Linked DNA regions of Homo sapiens: region 1 is linked to region 2. Evidence: read pairs that join two places in POLR2A ChIA-PET (ENCODE). Cell type or tissue: Panc1. All regions are shown on one strand. Region 1 overlaps FEZ2 (fasciculation and elongation protein zeta 2). Region 2 has its middle 43 kb from the start of FEZ2.

Evidence for each region. ChIA-PET counts read pairs that join two places held together with the same protein. Peaks named below come from ENCODE experiments on the same cell type or tissue, not always from the same donor. Only the 100,000 strongest peaks of a DNase experiment are listed, where the experiment ranks them.
Region 1: POLR2A ChIA-PET joins it to region 2 with 8 read pairs; 5 of 35 experiments call an interaction of 5 or more read pairs at or near these places.

The regions. Positions count from the first base shown.
Region 1 is chr2:36,572,257-36,577,256 of GRCh38, forward strand. All of the region lies in intron 5 of FEZ2 (fasciculation and elongation protein zeta 2), which reads right to left. Among named protein-coding and RNA genes, the nearest start is that of FEZ2, 23 kb to the right of the region's middle. In Panc1, no CTCF peak of the experiment used is centred here; no DNase peak of the experiment used is centred here; H3K27ac peaks cover 3,562 bases.
Region 2 is chr2:36,638,372-36,643,371 of GRCh38, forward strand. No RefSeq gene overlaps it. Among named protein-coding and RNA genes, the nearest start is that of FEZ2, 43 kb to the left of the region's middle. In Panc1, no CTCF peak of the experiment used is centred here; no DNase peak of the experiment used is centred here.

The DNA of each region.
Region 1 (5,000 bases), 66 kb before region 2:
CACGTAGCTTGGAGATTGGCTGGCCAAGGTGTCACTATCACTCAGGCTGCTGCTGAAGGGGCCCCAAGAAAAGGAACAATTCAACATAATCTCAAGATAAAACAAAGTAACCTTTTAAATACAAACTTTAGAAACATTACAGTACTCTTTTTATCTATGCAAACTCACTTAACTGGAGTTCATAACTTTTTGTTCTACTTTTTAATTTTACTAAGTCTAAATCAGAGATTGGCAAACTTTTTCTGTCAAGAGCCAGGCATTAATTATTTTAGGCTTTGTAAGCCACACAGTCTCTACGGCAACCACTCAACTCTGTCCATATAGCCCCAAAGCTGCTACAGATGATATATAAATGAATGAACATAGCTGTGTTCCAGTAAAACTGTATTCATAAAACAGGTGAAGAGTTGATTTAGCCCTTGGACAGTAGTCTGCCTTGACAATCCCTGGTTTAAATCATCTGAGCAAATGTGCTGTTAAAAAAATTCCAAATTAAAAAGAAGGGGGGAAAAAGCCAGGTCCATGTTGTTTTAAACAGAAGCCCCAAACAAAGGCTATCAATCATATTATAACATGAGCTGAGTCACAGAAACGGAGCAATGTAGCTGTGAAAGAAAATATATACAAGAAAGAGTGTATATCATCTAAGCCCTAGCTCTCCCCCATCCTTCAGCAATTCTCTCCCTAACCCCCGAAAAGCAATAAATTAGGGTAATGTGATTCTTTTTACAGTTTTTTCTTTTCTCTACTACCGTTAGTCACTGATTGCTAATATCCCAAAAGTTGTCCGTATAAACTTTTTCAGGGTTGACTGACGCAGTTATGCATTTTTGATGGTGGAGTGTAACACAGTAGAAATTCTCTCTTCAAAGTTCAATGTCATTATGGCAAACAGAAAAGACTATCGATTCCTATCTTCTCAACAAGACTTAGCATAAACAACCTTACATGTGACATTCAATTCAAAGATTTGTTACTAGATACTCAGAGGGTAACTATTCCATTTTCATACATATAAGTTTACTAAGTTATGATGCTAAGCAGGTAGGCCATAATGCCCAGACAACTGCAGATAACACTAGATGAACAGCAACTACTAAATTACAACATAACCTGGTGTTGTTCAACCTATTCTTGTATTCATGAGAACTGCTACTGAAATTCAATGACCTGTGAATGTCTGATGTAACAGAAGCCTGGCTCCCCCAATAAAAATCCCCAATAGAACAATAATAATTCAAATACTACAAATCTAAATCCTCCGGGATTCAATCTCCTGTACACTGAAGTTTCAATTCAACAAACATGCATTAAGTGATGTGCGAAGAACAAGAAATTAGGTGAGGTGCTGGGAAAGCAGTGTGAATGAGCCTTTAAAGAGCTTGCACTCTGTTAGAAGAGAGGTTTAAGCCAATGATTACAACACAGTGTGGTACTTCAATATCACAAGTATGTGTACCCTCACAAATAAATATGAAAACACCTCATAACAGGCATATAAACATAATAGGCAACTCATAAAAGAATACAAATGGTCAACAGATCAAACCCATTGTTTGCCTGTGCAGTGTATATTCAAAAGCTCTTAATATCTCCTGTTGGCGGGAGGTGTGGGAAAATGGTCACTCTTACGCTCTACTGGGCTACACTTCTACACAATAATTTGAAAAGCTGGTCATTTAAAGCCATTTAAAACTCTATATTCTTTGACTTGGAAATTCTATCAGTTTCAGTGAGTGGATAAACTAGTTTTGCTAACCAAAAGAAAATAATTCAATTTTAGGAAAATGGTAACTTTGGTTTAATAGTATAAATTTCAGACTCCTACAAGATATCCAAAGGGAATTGTCTAGTAGGCAGTTGGACATATATAACAATTAGCATTTACTCATGGTGTTTGCTATGTTTGCTAATCTTATATACATTATTTCATTTAATCTCTCCAAAATTCAAAGCCGTCTGTATGTAGGACGAAGATTCAAACACAGCTCTTAACCCAAAGCTCTTAGTCAATATTCTATTGTCTTAGACAATATTCACTGTCCATGGGTTTGACACCTGGCAGAAAGATCCAATATAGAAATATATATTTGCAAGTTTATCTTTCGTTCACTCATTCATTCAGCAGAAATTTATTAGGTACCTAAGGTTGGATCTACGAATACCGAGAAAGTAAAGTTAAATTTCTTATCATTAGGGACATAAAACAGAGATAGGCATGAAAACAAAAAATTGCAGTATGATACAACAGTGATAATAGAAATACTAAAGAGGAGTAACACTAACCCCTCTAAAAAGAGAGAGTAGTCAACTCTGCATCGGACAGAGTCATCAAGGAAGGTTCTAAGAAAGGAAGACAATGCTTGGCCATGATTTTAAAGGATGAGTGAGAAAAAAAAAAAATCCCCCAAGTGGACAGAAGCAGCAGGTAAGGAATTTGATTCCAGAAGAAGAGCATTGAATATAAAGAAGTGTCACCCAAAACAGCATGGTCAGCACAAAGAAATACATGTAGGTCACCATAGTGATAAACAGACAGTGCCCTTTAACCACTCTCTAACCCCCCATCCTCTGCTCCTCCAGATGCTGCAAAAAAGGACAGAGGAAATATAAAGCCTGCCACTCTCTTGAGTTGCACTTCCCAAAGAGGTCCACTCCTTTAACCTCCTCTTCAAACGGAGAATTGGAAAGGGACTAGGCAGGCTCCCTTGTCAATGAGGAGAAGCAGTGGTGTAGTGACACTCTCCAAAACAGCTTCCCAACAGCATCACCATCTACCACCTCACCCAGCCTTTGGTTTTCTTCATGGCCTTTATTTACTACTAAAATTCCATCATCTATTCATTTTTTCCTTGTTTATTGCCTTTCTCCGTCATTAGACTATAAGCTCCAGGAAGGCATGGGATGGGCCTCATCTATTCTATTCTATTCACCACTGTGGTTTTTCTGTTTTTTGTTTGAGACAAGGTCGGGCTGTAAGTGGAGTGGTGTGACCATGGCCCACTGCAGCCTCAACCTCCTGGGCTCAAGCAATCCTCTCGCCTCAGACTCCCAAGTAGTTGGGACTACAGGTGCATGCCACCACACCTGGCTAATTTTATAATTTTTATTTTGTAAAGACAAGGTCTCACTATATTGCCCAGTCTGGCCTCAAACTCCTGGGCTCAAGGAATCCTCCCACCTCAGCCTCTCAAAGTCCTAGAATTACCATCATGAGTCATCCTGCCCACTGTATCTTGAAGAACACCTGCCACAGGAAAGCACTCCACAAATCCTTGCTGAATGAATGAATATTGTTTCATCTTACCCAACATACAGCATTATGGTTATTTTAAACCTAAAACTCCAATCAAAATCATATTTCACTTTTATAAGATAATACTTTCTGTAACATTTCACATATTTTCATGGTCTAATGAAATTTTCCAATGCTCTAAATAGCATCCCTATGCCCTCTATTTTTTTTTTCACCACAACAAATATTTAAAACAAAATCTGTCTCCAAGTTTAACTCTGCTCTATACCCACTCCAATATTTCATTAGAGTATCTTTGGACCAAAGAGAACAAGGTAACAATTTTAGATTAAGTGGTATGCCAACTACAAATTGATGTACTGCTTCAGTGAAACATACATGAAGAAAAATGGAAGCTATTCTATACTTAACGAAAAACTTCAAGTCCTGCTAATAAAACAAAAATATCTCAGGCAGGAGAAAAAAAAAAGTGACTTATGTTATTGGAAAAACAGGTAACATATGACAATTCTAAGGAGGTCACCATTTTTTAGGAATTAGTATCACTGATAATAGCAAACTCATAGAGACCAGGTCTTGCCAAGACTGCATGTGATATAAAATGCTTGGTAAAATGTTTGGCAAGCTCCTGGAATCTGTTTATCCAACTGCCTATTTCACTTTGGGTTTCTTTTGAGCAACCTACCACTATTTTCAGAATCACCCTTCCAGCCTACTTGTGTCACAGATAGGAAGGTCTTTCCCTGGCATTTTAGGCTTTTTATTTTTTTTTTTTGAGACAGAGCCTCGTTCTGTTGCCCGGGCTGGAGTACAGTGGAGCAATCTTGGCTCGCTGCAACCTCCGCCTCCTGGGTTCAAGCGATTCTCATGCCTCAGCCTCCCGAGTAGCTGGGATTACAGGCATGCGCCACCACGCCCAACTAATTTTTGTATTTTTTAGTAGAAACGGAGTTTCACCATGTTGGCCAGGCTGGTCTTGAACTCCTGACGTCAGGTGATCCGCCCACCTTGGCCTCCCAAAGTGCTGGGATTACAGGCGTGAGCCACCGCGCCCGGCCGCATTTTAGGCTTTAAAAGGATACAGGAAACTAGTACTGCAAGCTTAGCCGTGCCATTACTGAACTGATTAAAATTTTTGACACAAATTGTAAATCAGGCAAAATGCAACTTCAAAAGTTCAAATATTATGAAAAATATTTACTGTTACTATGAATCTATTTCAAGACCAATGAAGGCTGAAGTAAGACCTAACTGTTGCCTTGCCAAATCCATTTCTCAATATAAATGCCATGTAAAATTACACAATAGATTTACTCTAACCCTTTTTACATGGGAGTTACAAAACGAAGCCTTTAAACCCCTCTAGGGATAAATTTACTTTTCTCAGCCAAGTGTTAACAGCAATAAATGGAGGATTTACATGTAATCCCTAAAAGCAAATAGGCAGAAATTACCAACCATGCTATGACTTTTTAACTAAGCATTTTATTTAATCTCACTTGCATAACAGGGCAATTTAAAGGGTGCCAGTTCTAAAAATATGAGATGCAAATGCAAAATAGTGTCCCTAATATTTTAAAGCAAATTTTCTAGGATTGTATATTCAAACAAATGTGGGTTGGTTTTGGGTTTTTTTCAGAGTACTCACTAGGAATAACTAAATAAACACCTATTCAATCAATACTGCCATTTCTTAAAAATAATAGATACCTGAGAACTTTTTTCAAAGTCAGTGCATAAGCAA
Region 2 (5,000 bases):
GCTGTTTTGAGGAAGCTCAACAAAATCTGAGATAACATAGAGAAGGAATTTACCATATAAATGTAATAAAGAGACTGAAATAATTAAAAAGAATCAAGCAGATATTCTGGATTTCAAAAATGTAGTTGACACACTGGAGAATGCATCAGAGTACACTAACAGCAGAATTGAACAAGCAGAAGAATTAGTGAGCTTGAAGACAGGCTATTTGAAAATACACAGTCATAGAAGACAAAAGAAAAAAGAATAAAAAAGATTGAAGCATGCTTACAAGATCTAGGAAATAGCCTCAAAAGGGCAAATCTAAGAGTTTTAGCCTTAAAGAAGAGGTAGAGAAAGAGATAGGGGTAGAAAATTTATTCATGCAGCACTATTCACAATAGCAAGACATGGAATCAACTTAAATGCTCATCGATGATAGACTGGATAAAGAAAATTGGTGCATATACACCATGGAATACCATCCAGCCATAAAAAAGAATGATATCGTGTTGTGGGGACATGGATGGAGCTGGAGGTCATTATCCTTAGCAGACTAATGCAGAAACAGAAAACCAAATACCACATGCTCTCACTTATAAGTGAGAGCTACATGATGAGAACACATGGGCACATAGAGGGGAACAACACACACTGGGGCCTACAAGAGGGTAGGAGGAGGGAGAGGATCAAGAAAAATAACTTATGGGCACTATGCCAAATACCTGGCTGATGAAATAATCTGTACAACAAACCCCCATGACACAAGTTTACCTATGTAAAAAACCTGCACGTGTATCCCTGAACTTAAAAGTAAGTTAAAAACCACAAAATGTATTGAAATGGATAATAAAAGAGAGCTTCCCAAACCTAGAGAAAGATATCAATACTCAACTACAAGAAGGTTATAGAACACCCAGCAGATTTAACCCAAAGACAACTACTTCAAGGCATGTAATAAACTCCCACACATCAAGGATAAAGAAAGGATCCTGAAAGCACAAAAGAAACAAGTAACATACAACAGAGCTCTGATATGTCGGACAGCAGACTTTTCAATAAAAACCTTACAGACCAGGAGAGAGTGGCATGACATATTTAAAGTACTGAAAGAAAAAAGTCTTTTACCCCTGGAGTAGTATATCCTGCAAAAACATCCTTCAAACATAAAGGAGAAATAAAGACTTTCCCAGACAAACAAATGCTGAGGGATTTCATTGACACCAGCTCTGTCCTACAAGAAATGCTAAAGGGAGTACATTAATCAGAAAGAAAAGGATGTTAAGGAGCAATAATAAATCCTTTGAAGGTGCAATATTCACTGCTAGTAGTAACTACACAGGAAAACATGGAGTACTATAACACTATAGCTGTAATGTGTAAACTACTTTTAAGTAGAAAGACTAAACAATGAACCTAACAAAAATAATAACTACAAGGCTACATGCAGTGGCTTATGCCTGTAATCCCAGCACTTTGGGAGTCCAAGTCATGAGGATCTTGAACCCAGGAGTCCGAGACCACCCTGAGCAACACAGGGAGGCCCAATCTCTACAAGCAATAATAATAATAATAACTAGGAGGGTCGTGGGCAGCTGTGGTCCTAGCTACTTGGGAAGCTGAGATGGAAGGATCACTGGGGCCTGAGAGGTTGAGGCTGCAGTGAGTAGATTGTGCCAGTGCACTCCAGCCTGGGCAATGGAGTGAGACTGTCTCAAAATCAGAATAAGAATAAGAATAATTACAACAACTTTTCAAGACACAGGTAGTACAATAAGATATAAATAGAAACAACAAAAAGTTAAAAAGTGGGGGGACAAAGTTAAGGTGTAGAGTTTTTATCAGTTTTCTTTTTGCTTGTTTGTTTATGCAAACGGTGTTTGCATAAAATAATAGTTCATAAGATAGTATTTGCAAGCTTCATGGTAACCTCAAATCAAAAAACATGCAATGGATACATTAAAAATAAAAAGCAAGAAGTTAAATTATACAACCAGAGAAAAATTATCTTCACTAGAGCATGACAGGAAGGAAGAAAAGAGGCAGGAGAGGGCTGGGTACAGTGGGTCATGCCTATGATCCCAGCACTTTGGGAAGCCAAGGTGGATCACTTGAGGTCAGGAGTTTAGACCAGCCTGGCCAACATGGTGAAACGCCCGTCTCTACTCTGAAAATACAAAACTTAGCCAGGTGTGGTGGCACATGCCTGTAATCCCAGCTACTTGGGAGTCTGAGGCGGGAAAATCACTTGAACCCAGGAGGTGGAGGTTGCAGTGAGCCGAGATCACGCCACTGCACTCTAGCCTGGGCGCCAGAGTAAGACTCTATCTCAAAAAAAAAAAAAAAAAAAAAAGGAGGAAGAGAAGACCACAAAACCAGAAACACACACACACACACACATAAACACACATACACAAATAAAATATTATAATGTATCAATGATAACATTGAATGTAAATGGAGTAAATTCTCCAATCAAAAGACATAGAGTGGCTAAATGGCTAAAACAAAACAAAACACATGACCCAATGATCTCTTACCTACAAAAAACACACTTCACCTATAAGGATACACATAGACTGAAAATAAAGGGATGGAAAAGATAATTTGTGCCCATAGAAACCAAAAAAGAGCAGGAGTAGCTACACTTGTATCAGACAAAATAGATTTCAAAACAAAAACTATAAGAAGAGACAAAAAGGTCAATATATTATTCAGCAAGAGGATATTACAATTGTAAATATATATGCACCCCAAACCTGAAGCAGAAATATATATATAAATATATATATGTAAATATATATATATATATATATATATATATAGCAAATATTATTAGAGCTGAAAAGAGAGATACATCCCAGTACAATAATAGCTGGAAACTTCAACACTCCACTTTCAGCATTGGACATATCATCCAGACAGAAAAACCAACAAAGAAACGTCAGACTTAATCTGTACTATAGATCAAATGGACCCAATAGATATTTATAGAATATTTCATCCAACGGCTGCAGAATATACATTCTTTTCCTCAGCACATGAATCATTCCCAAAGGTAGACCATACGTTAGGTCACAAACAAGTCTTTAAAAATTAAAAAAAATTGAAATAACACCAACTATCTTCTCTGACTACAATGAAATAAAACTAGAAATCAATAACAAGAGAAATTTTGGAAACTATACAAACACATGGAAATTAATCAATATGCTTCTGAATGACCAATGGGTCAATGAAGAAATTAAGAAGGAAATAAAGAAATGACAATGGAAACACAACATACCAAAACCTACTGGATATGGCAAAAGCAGTAGTAATAAGAGGACATTTTATAGCTGTAAGTGCCTACATGAAAAAGAGAAGAAAAACTTCAAATAAACAACCTAACAATGCATCTTAAAGAACTAGGGCAAAAAAAGAGCAAACTTAACTCAAAAGTAATAGAAAAATGAAATAATAAAGATCAGAGCAGAAACAAATAAAATTGAAACCAAAAAAAATGCAAAAGATCAATGAAATGAAACATTGGTTAAAAAAAAAAAAAACTGACAAATCTTTAGCCCAACTGACTAAGAAGAAAAGAGAGAAGACCCAAATAAATAAAGTCAGAGATGAAAAAGTAGACAACTGATACTGCAGAAATTCAAAGGATCATGAAAGATTACTATGAGCAACTATATGCCAATAAATTGGAAAACCTAGAAGAAATGGATCAACTCCTAGACACATACAACCTACTAAGATTGAACCATGAAGAAATCCAAAACCTGAACAGACCAACACAAGAGATAGAAACCATCATGAAAAGTTTTCCAGCAAAGAAAAGCCTGGAACTCGATGGCTTCACTCTTATATTTTACCAAACATTTAAAGAAGAACTAATACCAATCCTACTCAAACTATTCCAAAAAATATAAGAGAAGGGAATACTTCCACACTCATTCTATGAGGCCAATATTACCCTGATACCATGACCAGACAAAAACATGACAAGCAAACCAAAAAAAAAAAAAAGGAAGAAAACTACAGGCCAATATCTGTGATGAACATTGATGCAAAAATCCTCAACAAAATACCAGCAAATCGAATTCAACAACACATTAAAAAAGATCATTCATCATGACCAAGTGAGATTTATCCCAAGGATGCAGAGATGTTTGAATATATGCAAGTCAATCGGTGTGGTCATATCAACAGAATGAAGGACAAAAATCATATAATTATCTCAACTGATGTTGAAAAATCATTTAATAAAATTCAACATCCCTCCATAACAACAACAACAACAACAACAACAAAACACACTCAAAAATCTGGGCATAGAAGGAACATACCTCAACATAATAAAAGTCATATATATATATACAACAGACCCACGGCTGGTGTCATATTGAATGGGGAAAAACTTAAAAGCCTTTCCTCAAAGATCTGGAACACGACAAGGATGCCCACTTTCAACACTTATTCAGCGTAGTACTAGAAGTCCTAGCTAGAGCAATCACACAAGAGAAAGAAATAAAGAGCATCCAAATTGGAATGGAAGAAGTCAAATTATCCTTGTTTGCAGATGATATGATCTTATGTCTGAAAAAAATCCTAAAGACTCCACCAAAAAAAAAATGTTAGAACTGATTAACAAATTCAGCAAAGCTGCAGCATACAAAATCAACATACAAAAATCGGTAGTAGCATTTCTATATGCCAACAGCAAACAATCTGAAAAAGAAATCAAGAAAGTAATCCCATTTGCAATAACTACAAATAAAATATAATACCTAGGAATTAACCAAAGAAGTGAAAGATCTCTACAATGAAAACTATAAAACACTGATGCACGAAATTGAAGAGGACACCAAAAAATGGAAAGATATTCCACGTTCGTAGATTGGAAGAATCAATGTTGTTAAATTGTCCATACCACCCAAAGCAATCTATAGATTCAATGCAATCCCTATCAAAAAACAATGAAATTCTTCACAGAAATAGAAAAAAACAATCCTAAAATGTATATGAAAGCA